Regions from separate parts of the Homo sapiens genome. Here all the other regions are linked to region 6. A link is a contact called in ENCODE Hi-C or POLR2A ChIA-PET data. All regions are on one chromosome and are shown on one strand. The core of a region is the stretch at or near the end of the contact, and the rest is flanking DNA. Distances in the headings are between cores, read along the strand shown. Region 1 holds the start of LINC01814 (long intergenic non-protein coding RNA 1814). Region 2 overlaps LOC105373408 (a long non-coding RNA gene). Region 3 overlaps LOC105373411 (a long non-coding RNA gene). Region 4 overlaps LOC105373411 (a long non-coding RNA gene). Region 5 overlaps LOC105373408 (a long non-coding RNA gene). Region 6 overlaps LINC00299 (long intergenic non-protein coding RNA 299). Region 7 has its middle 27 kb from the start of LINC00298.

The links. Hi-C counts contacts between places; a loop is a spot of excess contacts on that map. ChIA-PET counts read pairs that join two places held with the same protein, here RNA polymerase II (POLR2A). Pooled maps may share reads with other maps.
Region 1: a loop to region 6 is called in a pooled map, with 5 times the contacts of the local background. The contact joins the promoter of LINC01814 here to the enhancer-like site in region 6. A Hi-C loop is called at or near these places in 1 of 168 maps with a recorded cell type or tissue (OCI-LY7), 8 of 37 single-sample maps with no recorded cell type and 8 of 50 pooled maps. POLR2A ChIA-PET finds 5 or more read pairs at or near these places in 1 of 52 experiments (OCI-LY7).
Region 2: a loop to region 6 is called in a pooled map, with 3 times the contacts of the local background. The contact joins two enhancer-like sites. A Hi-C loop is called at or near these places in 4 of 37 single-sample maps with no recorded cell type and 10 of 50 pooled maps. POLR2A ChIA-PET finds 5 or more read pairs at or near these places in 2 of 52 experiments (GM12878 and OCI-LY7).
Region 3: a map of GM12878 shows a loop between it and region 6 (2.0-fold over the local background). The contact joins two enhancer-like sites. A Hi-C loop is called at or near these places in 2 of 168 maps with a recorded cell type or tissue (CD14-positive monocyte and GM12878), 28 of 37 single-sample maps with no recorded cell type and 12 of 50 pooled maps.
Region 4: a loop to region 6 is called in a pooled map, with 2.7 times the contacts of the local background. The contact joins two enhancer-like sites. A Hi-C loop is called at or near these places in 1 of 168 maps with a recorded cell type or tissue (OCI-LY7) and 3 of 50 pooled maps. POLR2A ChIA-PET finds 5 or more read pairs at or near these places in 1 of 52 experiments (T-cell).
Region 5: a map of GM12878 shows a loop between it and region 6 (2.3-fold over the local background). The contact joins two enhancer-like sites. A Hi-C loop is called at or near these places in 1 of 168 maps with a recorded cell type or tissue (GM12878), 10 of 37 single-sample maps with no recorded cell type and 12 of 50 pooled maps. POLR2A ChIA-PET finds 5 or more read pairs at or near these places in 2 of 52 experiments (GM12878 and OCI-LY7).
Region 7: a map of GM12878 shows a loop between it and region 6 (6-fold over the local background). The contact joins two enhancer-like sites. A Hi-C loop is called at or near these places in 2 of 168 maps with a recorded cell type or tissue (CD14-positive monocyte and GM12878), 9 of 37 single-sample maps with no recorded cell type and 8 of 50 pooled maps. POLR2A ChIA-PET finds 5 or more read pairs at or near these places in 1 of 52 experiments (GM12878).

Annotation. Positions count from the first base shown.
Region 1 is chr2:8,582,349-8,585,048 of GRCh38, forward strand. LINC01814 (long intergenic non-protein coding RNA 1814) reads right to left here and starts at 1,444. Exons shown (of 6, transcript NR_110257.1): 1 at 1,369-1,444. RefSeq lists a silencer at 1,335-1,704 and enhancers at 1,382-2,061, 2,062-2,700.
Region 2 is chr2:7,846,653-7,849,352 of GRCh38, forward strand. All of the region lies in intron 1 of LOC105373408 (a long non-coding RNA gene), which reads right to left. Among named protein-coding and RNA genes, the nearest start is that of LINC01871, 120 kb to the left of the region's middle. Within about 2 kb of position 1,344, at least 4 of the 41 ENCODE cell types and tissues checked have a DNase peak (open chromatin) inside an H3K27ac peak, as active enhancers do.
Region 3 is chr2:8,604,493-8,607,192 of GRCh38, forward strand. The region is part of intron 2 of LOC105373411 (a long non-coding RNA gene); the gene reads right to left. Among named protein-coding and RNA genes, the nearest start is that of LINC01814, 22 kb to the left of the region's middle. Within about 2 kb of position 1,304, at least 4 of the 41 ENCODE cell types and tissues checked have a DNase peak (open chromatin) inside an H3K27ac peak, as active enhancers do; they include GM12878, where a contact is called at or near this core.
Region 4 is chr2:8,625,819-8,628,518 of GRCh38, forward strand. The region is part of intron 1 of LOC105373411 (a long non-coding RNA gene); the gene reads right to left. Among named protein-coding and RNA genes, the nearest start is that of LINC01814, 43 kb to the left of the region's middle. Within about 2 kb of position 1,418, at least 6 of the 41 ENCODE cell types and tissues checked have a DNase peak (open chromatin) inside an H3K27ac peak, as active enhancers do; they include OCI-LY7, where a contact is called at or near this core.
Region 5 is chr2:7,824,523-7,827,222 of GRCh38, forward strand. LOC105373408 (a long non-coding RNA gene) reads right to left here. Exons shown (of 4, transcript XR_922750.1): 3 at 1-102. Among named protein-coding and RNA genes, the nearest start is that of LINC01871, 100 kb to the left of the region's middle. Within about 2 kb of position 1,274, at least 5 of the 41 ENCODE cell types and tissues checked have a DNase peak (open chromatin) inside an H3K27ac peak, as active enhancers do; they include GM12878, where a contact is called at or near this core.
Region 6 is chr2:8,300,706-8,303,405 of GRCh38, forward strand. All of the region lies in intron 2 of LINC00299 (long intergenic non-protein coding RNA 299), which reads right to left. Among named protein-coding and RNA genes, the nearest start is that of LINC00299, 26 kb to the right of the region's middle. RefSeq lists enhancers at 1-521, 1,627-1,686. Within about 2 kb of position 1,451, at least 17 of the 41 ENCODE cell types and tissues checked have a DNase peak (open chromatin) inside an H3K27ac peak, as active enhancers do; they include GM12878 and OCI-LY7, where a contact is called at or near this core.
Region 7 is chr2:8,002,355-8,005,054 of GRCh38, forward strand. No RefSeq gene overlaps it. Among named protein-coding and RNA genes, the nearest start is that of LINC00298, 27 kb to the left of the region's middle. Within about 2 kb of position 1,442, at least 14 of the 41 ENCODE cell types and tissues checked have a DNase peak (open chromatin) inside an H3K27ac peak, as active enhancers do.

The sequences.
Region 1 (2,700 bases), core at 194-2,693, 280 kb after region 6:
GGCATCAAGGCCACCAGCCTCTTTCCCCCTCCACTGCCCTTTAAGTCCTTCCCTGGGCTTGGCTGAGGAGGCAGCAGGGAAAAGAGGCACAACTGCAGGAGAAAGGAGGAGGGCGGGTGGACGTGGCCAGACCCAGGAGGCTGCAGGGAGCTGGGACTCAGCACAGCAGCCTGGGAACTCCACTTTCAGCCTCGGCTAAAACCCCATGCCCAGAGTTCCTCAAAAAGCCCCTCAAGTCCCTCAAAGGCCCCAAAACATGCTGGGTGCTGAAGACAATGGCCTGCAAGCTTCACATGAGAAACTGAGACCCTCTGTCCCCACTCTTCCAGCAAGTTGAGGCCATTTTCTAGGAATGGTGAAGTCAAAGAAGCTGCTCTTTTCACATTACTCAGAAACACGCACTACCCCCAATCACAGATGCCAGCCATGCACAGGGGCCCGTTCTGAAGGCAGGGGCAGGTGCACCAGCCCAGGAGCCCAGAGAAACTACAGCCAGCGCTGCCTCGGCTTAGGGAACCTGCGGCCGGCTTCCTGGGTACAGCCATCGTAGGAAAGAGGGCCTTTCCTCAGCCAGCATCCCTGCCCCTTCCTCCACCACCTTCCCTCTGTGGGACTGCTCCCAGGCAGACCTGGGGCCTCAGCCAGCATGGGCAGGAACTCCCAGAGGACACGGGAAGGACTCCTGAGGTGCGGACTGGAGGTATGGGCGCCTTGCAGCACAGGGCCTAAGAGGAGAGAAGCAGCTCAGCCTCCCCAGGTGGAAGGAGGCACCCCTTTCCTTCCAGGACAGCAACCTGTTGGTTTGTCCCAGGCCTGGTCAGGTGGGGCGAGGCTGCTCCTGGCGAACTAGGGACTCCTCTGCCCAAGCCCCTTCTCAGGGGAGGAGACCGGCATCCTACACACCCATGTCCACCATCCATGAACATTTACTGATCTCTCAGTAAGTCCCAGACCCTGTGCTAGGGTCCCTGCGATCACGAGCTCATAGACCAGATAAGCGCAGAGAAAGTTGTAATTAAACTACCCAATGCAGAACAATGACCAGCCCAGGTCAGGATACAGACCCAGGGCCATGGCTTAAGCAGCAGAGGGCCTGGGGCGTGGGCGGGGGTGCAGGGGAGGGAAAGGTCCAGAGAGAGGGTGTGACCCTGCAGGTCCGGCATAGCCAGGCATGAGGGCACTCCAGGTGGGAATGTGCCGCCCCAACCCCGGGCACCCCCCGGGGAATCCGGCGCCCGGTGACACAGGCCGCCCTCTTTGAGGGCCTGGATTGAGGAAGTTGGGGTCAGAGCTCCAGACTGGAGTCCCTCTTGCTGAATTCCCCTTCCAGACATCAGAGGCAAAGAGGAACCCTCATTCAGAGACCACCTGCACCAGCGCTTCCGGGCTGGGTCAGAAAAACAGGTCGTCCTCGCCGCCCGCGCCGGCGCCTGCAGCAGGTTCCTCTTCTGGGAGCCAGCACGCAGCCAGAGCTCCAGGGAGGGGGGTGCACCCCGGGGGTGGGACCCACGGGGCGGGGCCAGGCGACACCTCGCCCACTGCCGTGACTATGCCCAGCCCCAGCCAAAGCCCGCCCACTGCCGCAGCATGCCACGCCCCCTCCCGGCCCGCCTCGCAGGGTCATGTTCAAGGTCCTGCCCACCGCTCCTCCCACAATCCAGCCTCAGGGAGGGCCTCCAGGCTCACCTTCCCAGCCTCATTCCGCACAGCTTGCTACTCTCCACACGCACCGCCTCCCGTCTCCAGGCATACCAGCCGACCTGTTGGTCGCCTCTTTTCAAGTCCCCCTCATTGCTTAAGACCTTTCATCATTCCTAGGCCTGTGTATAATCTTTCTCTCTTTTACACCCCCCGCCCCTACCCTGGCAATCAGGGCACACATCGAATCCTGCCGGCTACTTTAACAGCTTCAGGCAGACCCCCATGGTTTCCTCCCGGCGAGGCACTTTGAAGTCCTGAAGAAATAAGTGTGAGGTGGTATGAGAGGGGCTCCTCGGTGACTTCCACAGGCCTCCATATCAGGCCTTCCCCTGCAGAATTCCATGGACCTCTCGGGGGTCCAGGACTCCTTCACAGCAGGGAGGCCCCGAACAGGAACCTCGGGCCCTGCCTCGGGATCAGCGGGATCAGCGTTCCTCCGGGGCTGACTGGAGAACTTTCCTTTATCTGCAGGACCCGCTGGGGTCTCCCGGGCCTAGGCTTCCCTCGGAACTGCATCTCGAAGGGCAGCTCAGCTCGCACTCCGCGCACCTACTGTGTGCTCTCTAAGCTGGACACCAGGAAAGCTCTGCGACTCTGCTGTGAACTCTGGGGTCAGTGAGACCCCGGGGTCAAAAGCTGGCTCTGCCGCTCACCATGGCTGTGACCCTGAGAAAGTTGTCTAACTTCCCTGAGCTTCGGTTTCCTAAGCTGCAAAATGGGAACAGCAATCGTTGTCTGTCTTGCAGCCTTGTTACAATGGCCGAAGGAAAGAGCATGGCACGGAATGGGTTCTCAGTTAGAGGCTACAGAATACCCAGCTCCTCCTGCAGGTGAAGAGCACCAGCTCTGAGCCAAATGACCTGAGCTCACACACGGGCTCTGCCAGACACTGGTTGCATAACCTTGAACAAGTTTCCTCATCTTTCTGTGCCTCGGTTTTCTCATCTGTAGAATGGGCATAACATGGTGCAGTGTTTCTACTTGGGAGGGATAAAAATG
Region 2 (2,700 bases), core at 94-2,593, 450 kb before region 6:
GGCATCAGCTCTCCCCCAACCCCCTACCCACCTCTTTCTAGTCTTGCCTTTAGTGAAAAGGTGTGAGGGGTGCTCATTTCTCTGATACAGTCCATTCAGGATTCGATCAGGACAGATCAGTGGGTGTGGGATTTCCCTAAGTGGGCCCTTGGCCCCATGATCCCTGCAGAAGGTGACTACCAGAGCCAGGAGCCTCCTCTGCAGGGAACAGCTCCTCATGGGCATGGACCACGAGTGTGAGGCCACTGCTGCTCACCAGCTTCCAAGATCAAAGCCGCTGGGGTGCCAGGATTTTTAAATAAAAAAAGATGGAGAGATTGCTTTGGAAATCAGTGTCATCCATGGTTCCGTTCATTCTTTGACGCTTATAACCTATCCATCAACAATCCTAGTGGCTCCACAGAACACATCCAGAAAATGGCTTCATCTAATCTCCTCCATGGCTTCTAGTTTAAGTGAAATCCCCATAATTTCTTACCTCAATGATTGCAATCACCCCTTGATCAACCCTGAGCCTCTCTATCCCCCAACCTCCTTAATTCTATTCTCAACAGGACAACCTGTGGAAATCATTCAGAATGAAAATCCAATCACGACACTTCTGGACTCAAAAGCTTCCCTTGGCTTTTCATCTCACACAGATACAGAAGCTGAAATTCTTAGAATGGTTCATCAGGCATTTTTTTTTTTTAATTTTTTTGTAGAGTCAGGGTCTCACTATGTTGCCCAGGCAGGTCTGAAATTCTTGGTCTCAAGCTATATTTCCTGCCTTGGCCTCCCCAGTAGCTGGGATCACAAGCGGGAGCCACTGCACTGGCCACCAGAACTGATGTGTGATGGTGTGTAAGCCGTACCCATACCATTACACATCAGTTCTCTCTGGCCTCATCACTTACAACTCCCTTCCTCACTCACGCTGCTCCATCCACACTGCCCTCCTGGCTATTTCTGGAGCATCTCAGGAACGTTCCTAACTCAGGGCTTTTGCATTTGTTGTTTGCTCCAACCTTATAGAAAGCATAGCTCTCACCTACCTCTTTCAGGCCTTTTCTCCAGTAATGTAGGCAGAAGTGCTTTGTATATTTACTCGTGTCATTAATTAGAGCATGACCCTGCTCTCCAGTACAAATTTTAAAAAGCCACAGATGTCTTCTATACAAATTCATGAACTTCAGGGATCCCTAGAAGCTTCCTCATGTATTCCCTTAGTTTCAAACGATTTCAGTAAAGCATAAAAACATAAAGACGTACATTCACAGAAACACACACATACACAGTTTTGTGTGTGTGTGTGTGTGTGTGTGTGTGTGTGTGTGTATGTTGGCTTCCTGAAACCTTGCCCAGAAGCAACTACTCTCATCTTCAAAACAAAAGTGAAGGGCAAAAGCCTGACTCACTCTACAGAAATGCTTTCCAGGCAACTATTCAGAAATACCTGAATCAATAGCAACCTCAATGATCGGGTAATGTTTCTCAGTATAAGTCTTCTTGTTTCCAAAGAAACTTTCTTTTTCAGTAGCTCTCTGCAGCTGAGCAAATGCTAAAAGCCACTGGTGAAACCTATTACCTGACGCTAATAGGGTTTGAGAAAGAAGCAGGCAGTGTTACTAATATCCTCATTCTGGACTCTGAGATAAGAGCCCTTTCTATGCTGAGCTTTGTTGTGAGTGAAATTTCTCATCCATGCTGCAGATAAGATGTCCCCGCTTGTTGAAAGCATTCCTGAGCTTCCATTTAACAAGTTATGAATGGAGCTGTCTGTGCTGCAAGCTCTGAGAAGCTGTTTATCACCTTCTTCCCCAGACGCTCAGTCACCTCTGCTTTTTTATCTTCCCTGGGTCCTGAAACCATAAGTGTGATCGCTTCTCCTTCACCCTCCATACACCCACCCTATAGGTGGGGGCATTCATTTGAAAGGTGTTCCACTTGGGGCCACCAAGACGAGGACCCCTTCCTGCAGTTACCCAGGAGGCTCTGATGCTGGCCTCTGGATGATGCAGTGTTCTCTGCATGATGCTGAGGCCTGGACCTTGCTGTGAGATAAGAAACAGTGACCATGAAGTAAAGCATTAAATGAACACAGGATATCATGCCTTTAATTAAGCAATTTCAGCGGCATGCATTCCCACTGGCCACTCTGCACTCCAGGCTGACTTGGAGAATTAGTTTGATATTCATAAAAAAAGATGTTCCCAGTGAGCAATTCTATCAAAACGGGTTCTTGTCTTTTCTTTTTGTCCCTACACACCATCCTGCCCCACATCCAGTGGCTTCCTAGCTAGTCTGTTTCCATCTCACTTTCTTCAAAAGCACCCACTACCCACAGGCAGGATCCGTCTCCTGGGGCATTTCCCATCATGGAGTGTTAGTAGAGACCACAGCATGGGCACACAAGGGCATAGGCCACAGCTGCCAGCCACCTAGACAATTACCTTCATCCTTCTCCATAGTAATTTTTAATGTGTTTGTCCTTTTATGACAGCCCTCTTGGTGTTATGCTGTATTGAGTTGCTGAGCCACCATTCCCACTGTTGGACTGAGATGCCAGAGGTTAGAGATCATTGAACAATTTGTATCCGCAGGCCCTTGCTCCTCAGGACCATGTCTTATCTGTAATAGTTTCTCAGTAAGTATTTGTTGTAAGGGTAGATGTGTATCCAGTGGATTAAGTGAGCTAAACTCAATGAGGAGACAAATATA
Region 3 (2,700 bases), core at 54-2,553, 300 kb after region 6:
ACCCAACACATTACTCACGTGTTTAATGTAAACAAACCTACTGCGCTACCAGTTGTATAAAAATCTAGCACATAGAATTGTGAATAGTACATAATACTTGATAATGATAATAAATGACTATTATCATAATATAGTATGTTGTACTAATTTATGTACTTACTATATGTTTTATCGTTATTTTAGAGTATACTGCTTCCACCTTTTTTTTTTTTTTTTTGAGACGGAGCCTCGCTCTGTCACCCAGACTGGAGGGCAGTGGTGCAATCTCGGCTCCCTGCAACCTCTGCCTCCCAGGTTCAAGCGATTCTCCTGCCTCAGCCTCCCAAGCAGCTGGGATTTTAGGCACCCGCCACCACGCCCAGCTAATTTTTGTGTTTTTACTAGAGAAAGGGTTTCACCAGGTTGGCCAAGTTGGTCTCAAACTCCTGACCTCAGGTGATCCACCCGCCTCGGCCTCCCAAAGTGCTGGGATTACAGGCCTGAGCCACCGCACCCTGCCTCCTTCTACTTATTAAAAAGCAAAAGTTAACTATAAAACAGCCCCAGGCAGGTCCATCAGGAGATATTTCAGAGGAAGGCATTGCTATCATACCAGATGACAGCTCCATGTGTGTTTCTGCCCCTGAAGACCTTCCAGTGGGACAAGATGTGGAGATGCAAGACAGTGATATTAATGATCCTGACCCTGGGTGGGCCTAGGATAATGTGTGTGTGTTTTAGCTTTTAACAAAAAAGTCAAATTTTTAAAAATTTTTAAATAGAAAAAAAACGTATAGAATAAGGATATAAAATATTTTTGTAGAGCTGTACATTGTGTCTGTGTTTTAAGCTGTTATTACAAAAAAGTCAAAAAGTTGAAAAAATAGAAAGTTTATTAAGTAAAAATGTTACAATAAGCTAAGGTTAATTTATTATTGAAGCAAGAAATTTTTTTTTATAAATTTAACATAGCTGAAGTGTACAGTGTTTACAAAGTCTACAGGAATGTACACTAATATCTAAGCCTTCACACTCACTCACCACTCACTCACTCACTCACCCAAAGCAACTTCCAGTCCTGCAAGCTCCATTCACGGTAAGCATCCTAGATGGGTGTACTAGGTTTTCATCTTTTATGCCATATTCTTACTGGACCTTTTCTATATTTATATAAACACTTATTCATACCATTGTGTGACAATTGCCTAAAGTATTCAGCAAAGTGACATGCTGTTCGGGTTTGAAGACAAGGAGCAATAGGCTACACCACATAGCCCAGGTGTGTAGCGGGCTCTGCCAAAGGTGTGTGTGACTGCTCTGGGACGGCCTCACCATGGCATCACCTAATGATGCATTTCTGAGAACGGATCCCCGTCGTTAAGTGATGCTAACTATACTTACGAGTACATTGTGATGAGTCATTATTTACAGGTCATTTTAAACCCAAACAGTGATTTACAGGGACTCTATCTCCTAGAACTTTTGAATTTCCTACAGACAGTCACAAGAAAAACATTAAGATGAACTTAGAGAACAAGCTGAGTGCTTTCTCCTTGCATTTCATAACAAAAGGCAATGTTCATAGGGGGATTTCAGATAGTGTGTTGATTTAGGGAGAAAAATCACATTGCTTGAAGAATTCAAATCAAACTATAGGTTCAAATACTCTACTACCTAATCAGAGATTTCTATTTACACCCAAATAGGAACGGTCAAACCTGAATTATTATTATTATTTATCATAAACCTAAAGTCCCGGCTTGAGTAATTCATAGGCACAAAGTGTGGCAGCTACAGTCGCCTATATGTCCCGCCAGTCACTAAAACAGGCACAGTTCTTCATCCACACGCCATTTCCTCTCTGCCCTTCTTTGTACCAAAGATCACTGTGTCCAAGAAAAGCATTCTCAGGAGGCCCGAAACTGTGCTGTGGGCAGAAAATCAGCTTTCTGAAACCCTGAAGCTACTACATGTTTGCTCTTGGTTGAAACTGTGCTCTGAAACCTCCCCGTAAAAGCTTCCACTGGGCCTGGGCCCTAGAGAAGGTGATAACATGTGGAGGACTGAGGCTTCTTCAGATGAGGGGAAACAGAGTCTGTGCAGGTAGACGACATCTGCTTCTCCCTAAGGCGCTGGGTTCTAACTCACTCTCCCTTCAGTTTAACCCAGAATGAGTCCCAGGAGCGAAGCCCTTGCTCCAGTCATCTTAACACCAAGATGACAGGGGGAAGATCAGAGGTGGGAGAGACAGTCAGGAGCCCTGTCCAAGAAGTGCCCTTGGTAGAGGGTCCTGCAGACCTTGGACCACCCGGGCATGACACCAGTCAGCGCCCCACAGGCAGCTCTAAAGGCCTGTGTTCTCTCTTGGGATGGGCTGAAACTCGTTGCACTGTCACTTTGCACACAGGTCCAAGCTTTATGCTACAAAGCAGCATGCAGACCAAGCCTGCCTCAAGTTCACGTGAAAGTCCCTCAGATTCATGAATACATCAACCCTGTCTAGGCCATTGCTTCAGGGACACTGAGAACAGATGAAACCAGGGGGTAGAGATTAAAAGACACCAAATTCCAACCTTCATCTTCGTCTCTGAGTCTGTCACTTAGGCCCAGAAAGTTAAATTCTCTGTTGCCCACAAACAAAATACTGAGTACCACTTCCTCCCCAGGATTAAGATGAGAAACGCTTTAAGGGAATCCCCGTAAAGCACAAAGCAAATCCAT
Region 4 (2,700 bases), core at 168-2,667, 330 kb after region 6:
CCCTAGCCTGCCCAGATGTCCACGTGTGACCCACTCCTGCAGAAGCGCTCTGCTGCACCGGGATGACCCCTCAAAGCAAACTGCACCCGGGACGTCCGCCTCAGCTGCTTGGCACTCTGAGTCAGCCTGCAGGACCTGCCTTTCTCATCCAGCCCGTGCCACCCACCTGGCCGGGTCCAGCAGTGGGTCCTACCACCATCGTTCAGGCCCAGGCCCAGCTCCTTTCCAGAAGCTGGAGTTTACGAGGCCATGCCGCTGACCACACTGCCAAGTCGTCCCAGTCACCAGGCACAGCCACCAGGAGCGCTGGGTGGGACCGGAGGCAGCCCTAGAAAACGGGGCTGCCTGGAGGTGAGCAGACTGGTGGACGATGGACGCAGGCCAGATGCGGGGACCACAGATGCGCTGCTGTGAGGACAGAAAACAGTTGCAGGTGTCCCAGAAAGCGTTCCAAAGAGGAAGGCCCTCTCACCCCTGGAGCACGGTTTCCAGGCCCCCAGCCCACAAGGACAGCCCCTCTGTGTCCAGCCCTAGATCCCACTCACACCTGCCTTGAAGCGCTGGCTGTGGACATGCTTAAATCTACTCACATGTGCCTCAGACCTGGGTTGGGGGTGGGCAGGAATTTCCAAAATCTTTTTAGACGGATTCAGATTCTTTTTAGCTATCCAATCCTTTCTTCAAATGAAATGGGGCTCATGAAGAACCCCAGTAGACAGAGCGGGACATGAAGCGGGTTGGAGGGAACGCTAGGACCCTCACTGGAGCACCCACACTCACCCCCGACAAACCCCCCAGGAGACCACGGCCCCCAAGAGCAGGGGTGGCTGCGCTCCTCACAGCCTGTGGCTCACAGCTCACAGCGGAGCTGCAGGCCCAGCTGAGACGAGGCGGCAGAGAGTGGAGTGGATGAGCGGGGTGTGCGAGAGTGTGTCTGTGACAGTGAGTGTGTGTGTGTATGAGAATGTGTGTGAGAGTATGTGTGAGGAGTCTGAGAGTGTGTGTCTGAGAGTATGACTGTGTGTGTGGAGTGTGAGAGTATGTGAGTGTGTGTGGGAGTGTGTGTGGGAGTCTGTGTGTGGGAGTCTGTGAGTGATAGTGTATGACTGTGTGTGAGGGTGAGCATGTGTGTCTGTGTGATAGCAATAGTGTGTTTGTATGTGTATGATTGTGTGTCAGTACATGTGTGAGTGATGTGTGTGTGTGTGTGAGTGTATGTGAGAGAGTGTGTGAGTGTGTGTGTGAGAGAGGGAGAGAGAGAGGGAGAGAGAGAGGGGAAAGGGCTATCAATGTAATTTGCCTCTACAGCTAAACACACAGGCCGTAATCATAGCCATTTTACTAAATGCCCATAAAACTAAAAAACAAATAGGAAACCTCCGGATTACAGGGCCTTCTCTGAGCAGGGAGTGGCGCAATCAAGTGCTATCTGCGCTAAGTCCCAGCTTGCAGTGAGTGACCCAGGAGGCGCGGGTAAACAGAGAGAGGACCCCGTTCCCTGTCCCCCCCATCAAACCTCCAAGGCTGAATGCCTCCGAGGCTGAGCGCCGGGGGAACGGGGGGCTTCCTGGGAACGCAGTCCCCTCCGTGTGGGGGTCCTCAGCTCCCCTGTGTGAGCCTGTGCCATGCGGAACGGGACCACAGCCTCAGCCTCACAACGTGCCTGTGACCCAGCGGGAGTGGAACCCAGGCCTCTGGCACCGGGGACCCTCAGAACCCTGCCTGCAAGGGAACCCCAGACTTTGAGGGGAACAGCCTCGTGCAGCCCTCATTTCTCCCTTACAGCTGTGGGACTTCACAGACAAGCAAAAGAAAGGGAGCATTTTAGCAAGAGCAGCCTCAACGCCACCCCCTAGAGAGCAGAAAAAAAGGGATGCTACCCCAGGTCTTACTCTAGGGTCTCCCCTCGGCCACACTCCCTGCCTCAACAGAATCTCAAGCGCCAGAATCACCAAAGGACATTCTAAGTGTCATTCCGCCCTGAGTGTCAGAAAATGCCTGCAGTGGATCCTCAGTGGCCTCCGCTGATGTAAGGAGGGTGGCCCGGAGGAGGCCGCCCTGCAGAGGGCTCCCCAGCACAGCAGCCGCGGGGACCCAGCACGCCAGGCGCACGACAGGGAGCAGCCGGTAGCCGGGGCAAAGTCTGCAAGGATCCAAGCAGGACCTGCCCCACCCTGGTTCCACCCTCACTTCTTGATGCTTGCCTTCCAAAGACCTGGGGACTTACCTGTCCCCTGAAAGATACGTTTACCAGGTAACAGCATCTTCCCAACCCCCACGAACCTCGCACTCCAGGCTGTGTGCACCTCAGATCTCTGTGGAAGTGGCATCTACTACTGAAAACATTTTTTTGGCAGAAAAAAAAAAAACCCTCAGCTTTAAGAGACTATTGCTGGCAGTGCAGGCTCCAAGCAGACCCAGAATCAGGCCTAGCCAGGCCCTTCCGGCAGCCCCCTCAAGCTCCGAGCTCCCTCCCAGCAGGGCGTCCCTCCGCTGCACCCTCATGGATGCCCCATCCACCTGATGGCAGCCCCTCCTTAGTTCTGGCCACTCCTTCAGCACCAAGGCCTGGGAGGTGGCTTAGGAGGTGAAGAGGAAGGAGCAGCAGGGATGCCCCGAGGCAGACGCCCGGGAGTCATGCACTAGGGCCTCCCAGGGCTGACTGGGCCAGGCACCTGCGCAACCCTCACTGACATGGCA
Region 5 (2,700 bases), core at 24-2,523, 480 kb before region 6:
GTGCACGATCAAGCAGAATGCTGAAAGCAGCCCTTGTGTGTCTTGCATTTTCTGTGAGGAAGCTGCACCTACATTAACTCCTCTAATCTCTAATAGCACAACCTGTGGAATAAAACAGAGCGACGTGAGCATAGATTTTTACACATAGCAAGATGTGTCAGTTGCCAGTGTTTGCCTCCCCACTTGGACCACCTACTGGTGTCTTTAGGTTTCTTTGTGTTTTCCCTAATGCATAGGATGAATAACCAAATGGGAAACATAAAGATAGACATTTCATGGCTTGTCAGCCAAATAAATTAATATTCTTGCAAACATAGATGTCAAGCATGACCAAAAATAATCATGCTAACTGGGGCCACATGGATTTCCCTCAAGTAAAAAGTACCAATTAAGTTCTATGGAGATTATTTTTATTCCACAGTTTATCAAACCATTTTTTTTTAACTTCCTCAGCCATTTCTCCCTTTCTAAATGTCCTTAAATCTAATAGGTCCAGAAACAGGAGAGGGGGACAGAGGCATCCTTTCACTGATGAGTGGAAGGACAGGAGAGGTAATCCCTGCTAGGGTTGGAATGGGTCCCCTCCAAACTTCAGGTGTTGAATCTTAATGGTCAATGTGGTGGTAGTAAGAGATGAGACCTTTAAGAGGTGATTAAGCTATGAGGGCCCCTCTCTTGAGAATGGAATTGAGGCCTTTATAGAAGAGACTTCAAGCAGTATTCAGCTCACTTGGCCTTGTCATGTGAGGACACATCCTTTGTATCTTCTGGAAGATGAAGTAACAAGGTGCCACCTTAGAAACAGACCAGACACCAAATCTGCTGGCACCTTGGTCTTCGACTTCCCAGCCTCCAGAACTGTGAGGAATACATTTCTGTTATTTACAAATTATTCAGTCTCTGGTATTTTGTTATAGCAGCACAAAACAGACTAAGACAGTCTCCATACCATCCTCAGCCTAAAGAACCAGCTTCTTGCTCAGGTGGAATAGATCTTCTGGAGGGAAGCTATATTTCTACTAGAAAATCAGTTGTATTTTCACCAATCACGAAGGCTCTTCCAGACATCAGGGCAGTTGTAGAAGTGCCTGGAGAATGGAAATAGGCCCTTTTCCGGAACGCCCCCACACAGGCCAGTGGGACATTTATTTCCCTCTCTGTGAGAGACCTGTTTGGTTGGGAATGAGAGGAATGCTGTCTGACTTTTATACCCACTTCCGGGGAGCAGCCAGCTCCCACATGAGAAAGAAGACTTTGTACAGGGGCCAGGACCCTCACTGGATGCCAGAACCCCAGGACTTTCACTACACAAACATGTACATTCTGAATCATTCCTAGCAACTCTTCACGCAAAACAAACAAGCCGAGGAAAGTACCTCTCAGATGCACAAGCCAAGAATTCTAGAAACTCACTTTCCTAACCCCAAGTCATCTGCAGAGCACGCCCACAGAGAGCACCTGGGTGTGCGGCACTGCTTTTCTCTGGTGTTCACAGCTTTTAAAGACAGCTTTTGGGAAAGTATGTTCTCATTCATAGCCGATACAAAAGGTCCTTACACTTTTCTTATAGTTTAGTCATTTTGTAATTGTAACTGATTTTTCTTTGATGTTATTTCTTTTTGAGTCATATGAAGAAAAAAATAAACTTTGGTTTAAGCTTGTTAGCTTTACTTTTGTACAATAGCACTTGTCTTACTGAACCACATAATGAAATTAGAAGCTGCCAGATGTCAATCAGCGTGGCCCCAGGTACCATGTCCTTTTGTGTATCTGTGTGTATGGAATATATTTATCACGTGCTTATTGTGTGCTGGGAACTGTGTAAACTTTTTAATGCATTATGTCAAATTGTAATAATTACTCTGAATGGTGTTTTGTTAACCACGTTTTAGAGATGAAGAAAGTGAGGTTTACCTACAAGCAAACTTGTCCACTGTCATAAACTCATGATTGGTCCAAAAGATTTAGCAATCAAATCCTTTGCTCTATCCAGGAGAAGTTGCAGTTATATTTTAAGCACTTACAGAGTCCAGCGTTGGCAGATAGATACTTTTCATCATAATACATAAGTATCCATCTATTAATACTTTAAAGTTTTTAAATTAGTTTTCTGAGACTGATGTAAAAACTTACCACCAACTGGTGGTTTAAAATAACAGAAATGTGTTCTTTCATATTCTAGAGGCCGGCAGTCCAAAATCAAGGTGTCCTTTTAGTGCCTCCAAAGCAACAGATACTTTCTTCCTTTGCCTCTTCCAGCTTCTGGCAGCTCCAGCTGGCCTTTGGCTTATGGCCGCATCACTCCAATCTCTGCCTCTCTGGTTAGTTGCTTCCTAGTATTGTGCCTGCCTTTCGTCTGTGTGTCTCTTATAATATGCTTGTCATTGGATTTAGGGCCCACTCAAATAATACAGATGATCTCATCTCGAGGTCTTTAAGTTGTTTACATCTGCAAAGATTCTGTTTCCAAGTAAGGTTGCAGGTTCCAGGGAATAGGATGTGGGCATATGTTTTGAAAGGCTACCATTCTACTATGTAACACTACATTTTTAAACGGAAATGAACATTTAGCAAGTATTTTTAACACCTACCATATTTTTAAATATATGTTATCTTTCTTGAAATGTATATTGTGAAGTAGCTATACATTAATTAATAGAGAAGGATTATTTAATTCCTGAGTTATAAGCCCTTTCTGGT
Region 6 (2,700 bases), core at 201-2,700:
CGTCTTTCCCCAGTGTGCATTTGCCTAAATAAATGTCCTAGATACCTTTAGGAGAGAAGTGGGGGAATTATTGCTGAATGCACCTGCTGTAATATGGTACCATCCTTCCTGGGAAGAGCTCTGCTCCTCCTTCAGTCAACAGATTCTGGGGCTGAGAATTAGCTCCATTCAAGAAACTAGGCAAAAGATCCTGACTTTTGTACCTCCTGGTAATCCACACGTGCTTTCTTGTAGAAATTAAGCATTGCCCTTGTTGGGTGCCCATCTATCTCCTTCCTAAAACAATGAGCCTATTGAGAGCTCTCTGCAGGGCAGGAACCCCCTGGGTGCCCCACTGATCTTGCCTCTCATTGTGATCATGGCCTCTGCCTTGCATCCAATGGTGAGCATACCACCTGGCCTTTGTAATCCCAGGATCCTGTCATCCCCGTTGCTACCAGGAGCCAGTTCTGTGATTTCATCATCTGTCATCAGCTCTGGCACATAGAGCACAGCCATTCCTGAGCTCAGTGACTTTGGGGCCACTCTCACCAGTGCATTCCTTTGTACATGGGAAGTCCTCCAGGCCATCTCGTGAAGATAGTCAGCACCATGGATGCTAGCATGTCCACTCCAGCATGGCCACTTCTCTGAGCCATTTGGTCCCTCTCTCCACCATCTGCCTGAGTGTGGGTCACTGCTTTCTCTAGGCTTTTAAGCAACATCTGAGTTGAGTCTTAGCATTCTCTCCAGGGATCTTGACCAAGATGCTTAATCCTGTACCACCTAGATTGCTCCCTCTCAATAAACTCAACCTTATTCGATTTTATATCTACACTCTTTGATCCAATCCCATGAATATATTCCCAGGTCCTCTGCAACATATTAGCTCGACCCCACAGCTCCTTCACCTGATATCCCCTTTTGGCCAAGCCAGCCCAGCTCATCCCCAGTCGGGCTGTGCTGAGATTTGGTTCTTGTTATTCTTTGGTTTTGCCAACAGGAAAGATGAGGGTAGATCCTGATGGGTCAAGCATTGTCTTGTATGATACCTACCTCATTTGAGACCTCTGTATGATCTTCAGAAAAGGAAAGTCTTGCTTTTTTTTTTTTTTTTTTTTGACCGAGTCTCGCTCTGTTGCCCAGGCTGGAGTGCAATGGTGCAATCTGGGCTCACTGCAAGCTCCGCCTCCCAGGTTCAAGCAGTCTACAATCTTCTACATGACATGAGAAATAGGCCATTTCTGCAGGCCCAGGGGACTCAGGGGCATGTAAGTGTTCAGGGTTCCCAACTGTCCAGGGCTCCCACCCTAAGTGTAAGGGTCTCACCTCTTTCCCATTAGAGCCCTGTGTCTGAAGGACTGAGAACTTAACCTACTCAGGGTTCAGACTGGTCCTCCAGCCAACCTGCCTTCCAGCTGCAGATCATCGGGGTTTTCTTAAATGCTGCCAAGGAAGTGCTCTGGCTTTCACAGTTTGCCTGAAACCAGTGATGAGTCATCCTGCGCCTCTGCCTCTCTCTCTTCAACACTCAGTAGCCTCAGCCTCAGCCACCCAAGCCCACAGGCCTTCTGGTTATCATTTCATCAGCCGGCCACCTGCTTCCTCTCCAATTTTTCATTAGGGCCTGCAACTCACAACCACGTCCAGTGTCAGCTGCCTGAAAGTCTTCCTAGAAACAGAGTCTGAGATGGAAATTGCATGCAGAGTGCTGATCAGAGGGTGTTCTCGGGAGATTCTCCTGTAAAGAAGTGAGAAAGGCAGGATGCTGCAGAAGCTGAAGCTGGCTGCAACGAGGCTACACTTGGAGCCACCCCCAGCCAATCCTAAGTGGCGCTCTCGAGCTGGGACGGCCCATCAGAGTTGTCCCAAGTTGAGGCAAGAGGGCCGAGCCTTTGCGTTCCTTCCTCGGTCAGTTTCAGAACCTGGGGGATATGACCTGAAAAGAGGCCATTCCCTGCAGCAGGAGGGGGCATCCAGTGCGGGCTCTGCCATGGCCATCATCAACTGTCACTGCAGCTAGCGGGGAGACCTGGGCAGAGCACCCCAATGGTCACTGCAGCCGAAAGAGGACTGCTTGTCTTTCTGCTCTCACACCCCTTACCTAGGGAAGAGCAGAGAAAGGGTTGCTTGAATGGGAGGAATAGCAAAGAGAACAAAGAAATCCCAATGAGGGGAAACCTCTCAGCGCACCAGCCTCACTGTGTGCTGAGAGGCACCCACTGCCTTCCCTGCACTCCTTAGATCTTGTTCATGGGTGGTTGTTTGTTGTTGTTGTTGTTGTTGTTGTTGTTGCTGTTTTTAATGTAAGAAACAGAATCTTGCTGTGTTGACCAGGCTGGTCTCAAACTCCTGGCCTCAAGCGATCCTCCCCCCTCAGCCTCCCAAAGCACTGTGATTACAGGCGTGAGCCACTGCATCCAGTCTCATTCATCTTTTTGTACCATATTCTCTGTCCCACCACTCAGAAATATCTCAGGTGCTGTACTAGTGCCTTACACATCCTGGACCCTCAGTGCTGTCTCAAACTCCTGGCCTCAAGCAATACTCCCCACTCAGCCTCCCAAAGCACTGTGATTACAGGCGTGAGCCACTGCATCCAGCCTCATTCATCTTTTTGTACCACATTCTCTGCCCCACCACTCAAAAATATCTCAGGTGCTGTGCTAGTGCCTTACACATCCTGGACCCTCAATGCATAGCATGGTAGCACCAAAAGGT
Region 7 (2,700 bases), core at 192-2,691, 300 kb before region 6:
CACACTCATAATACTGTAGTAAAATGAGCATGCAGGATGGATTGTAAACCAGAAAATACCATGGTCACACAGTACCAACAGGTATTCCCAATTTTAAAAGAGAAAACTACACTTTTTATTGTTATTTATTTATACAATTACAAGCATCAACAAACATTTCTGTAAAGAACCAGAGGATACATATTTCAGGCTTGGATGCAGATCCACAGTTTCTGTCTGTGGGCTGCAGGCCGTGGTTTGCCAACCACAGTATAATAAAATAGACTTTCAAAAGAAACTTATAATTTCTCAAACACTTTTGTTTGCTGGGTAGACATCCAAATAATTCTTTTTGCAAGAAATTGATTTAGGTATCATTTTATTGCAGATATAACTGATTAGACACATATGCAAATAACTGTAAACAGTGTGATTTAGCCTCCTTGTGAGGGAAATACACTAAGAACCCATTGCTGTTAACGCATAGACCAATGCATGTGTATTAAGAATCTCTCAAATCTCAAAATTGACGTTTCAGGGGAGCCTCAACTCCCAGGGGGCTCAGCCTCATTCTATAGAAGTCACCAACCCATTATCAAAGCCTCACGCTAGTATCATTTTATAAAAATAGACAAGAGAAAACAAGATCCCACATGGGAAATGCTGCCGCCACAAGAATGTGATCGCCTCTGTCTCTGTTACCTTCTATCTAAAAGCAGATATTGCTGTGGGATCTTTTTCAAAAACTTCTCATTTCACATGAATGTTTCCCCCAAGCGCCCTCTATTTTCAGCAAATCTCAAGGATGTTTTGCTTGCCTTGGGTCAAAGAATCACTCTGACTTGTGTAAATGAAACATTGACCAGGAAAAAGGGAACTGATTTTTATTTGTCGCTTTAAGGCAGACATTGAACTAGACCTTTTGTCTTTATTCAGGTTTGTATCCTGCCCAACAACTTATTGCGGTCATCACTCTTCCCCTGAATTTATAGATAATGAATTTGAGCCTCAAAGACTTTCCAGGCCACACATCTGGTGTAACAGCTGGGTATAAGATTTAAACCCAAATCATATATTCCAAGGTATATATCTGTTTTACCCCATCAGATTTTTTCTTTCTTACGCTTAGTGCTTTTATCAGAGCTCCTCTCCCATCCAAAGCAACCCCTTATCTCTGAAGCAGAATCACTGTCTGCAGGTTTCACATTAACGTGGATTCCTCCTTCCCTTCTTCTCCAGCAAAGCATCCTGAGTAGAGGGGGCTCGCAGAAGGAAGCAGAAGAGGCGCTCCTCTGGTGGCTCTCCAAAGTGCACAGAGCTGGGATATGGCAGGGATGGGGGAGGCTGGGGGACCAGGGGGTCAGGCAGCTGAAACTGATGAGGCAGCCCACCAGCTATGTCAACAGAGCAGGGCGCCGGAGTGTTGGAGCCCTGGGGCTGATGGAGCCCTGGGCTGCGAGCCTGCCCACAGAGCCGCCAAGTCTAGACTCCAGATGTGTGTTCACCGCTACCCAGCCAAGTCAGATCCAGCGGGTAAATATTCCTACCAGATGACAGTGGGCTCAGTTACAGCAGTGATGACAAAAGACAAAAATAGGAACAGAGTGAATACCAGGCACTGCTGCTGCTCCTTGGGGGAGACAAACACACACTCACACACACACGTGCACACACACACTACATACCTCTCCAAGACGCTATTACGGCAGTAAATCGTATATGTTCTTATATTTTCTTGCTAAGTCGAAATAGTTCCAAGATGAATTGAAGGCTATTTAAGTAAATTAAACACTTAAAATGAGCTGAAATTGGGTGCATGAAAAGGACACAAGCAATTTACCTTCTGATTTTTAATCTTTTGAGAGATAGAGAGCTGAGAAAAAGACAGAAAGCAAGTTTTTAAGAAATTGTTTTAGAATACAGAGCAATGAAATGTTCATTTGTTTGGAGAGTTGAGAGTTGCACAATTTTAAAGAGACTCAAGATAAAACTGCATAATAAAAATCTAAAAATAGATCTGTCTTCCAGCTTTCTTCAGGCCAAATGTTTATCACTATCTCCCACACCAGCCCTACCCAGAGAGTCATCAACTGTGTCACCTCGATTACAGCTAGTTCTGATGACGTCATAGGCTGATTTCAAAATGTGGCTTTCAAAATCTGCCTCGAGCAATTGCAGGGAAAGAACATAGGTTTTCAATAATTCCCGAGTTGTAATATCTCTTTGCTTAAAATATACTGACACCTGGTAGGAGGTAAGGTTTCACTTCCTTGTGAAATTACAGCCTTCCATATATCAGAGACAGCAGCTGAAAATGAATGAAATGCTAGAATTTTTTATGAACTCCCTCACTCCATTCACAGTATCCCAGGAGACATTTAGGTAATATTATAGACATCGACACTTTCACTGTTCTCTTACTTTACTTCTTGAGAGGATAGGATTTTATTTGGGGGGAAAATAGACCCAGAACTGGAGTCTAGATCATCCCCTTTAGATTAAAAAAAAGGGTGACCCCTGACAACCAGGGAAGGCAATTACTACTGACCAATTAACCACCACTTTCCAGACACTTCACTTACTTTATCCCCTGTAATTTTCACAAGCAGCCCGAGAAGTTAAGTATATTATAGAATAAACAATTTCCACAGAGTCACAGAGATGGTCCGTACAGAGCTGGGATTTGAACTCATTCTGCCTGAATCCAAATGGAAATCTAAC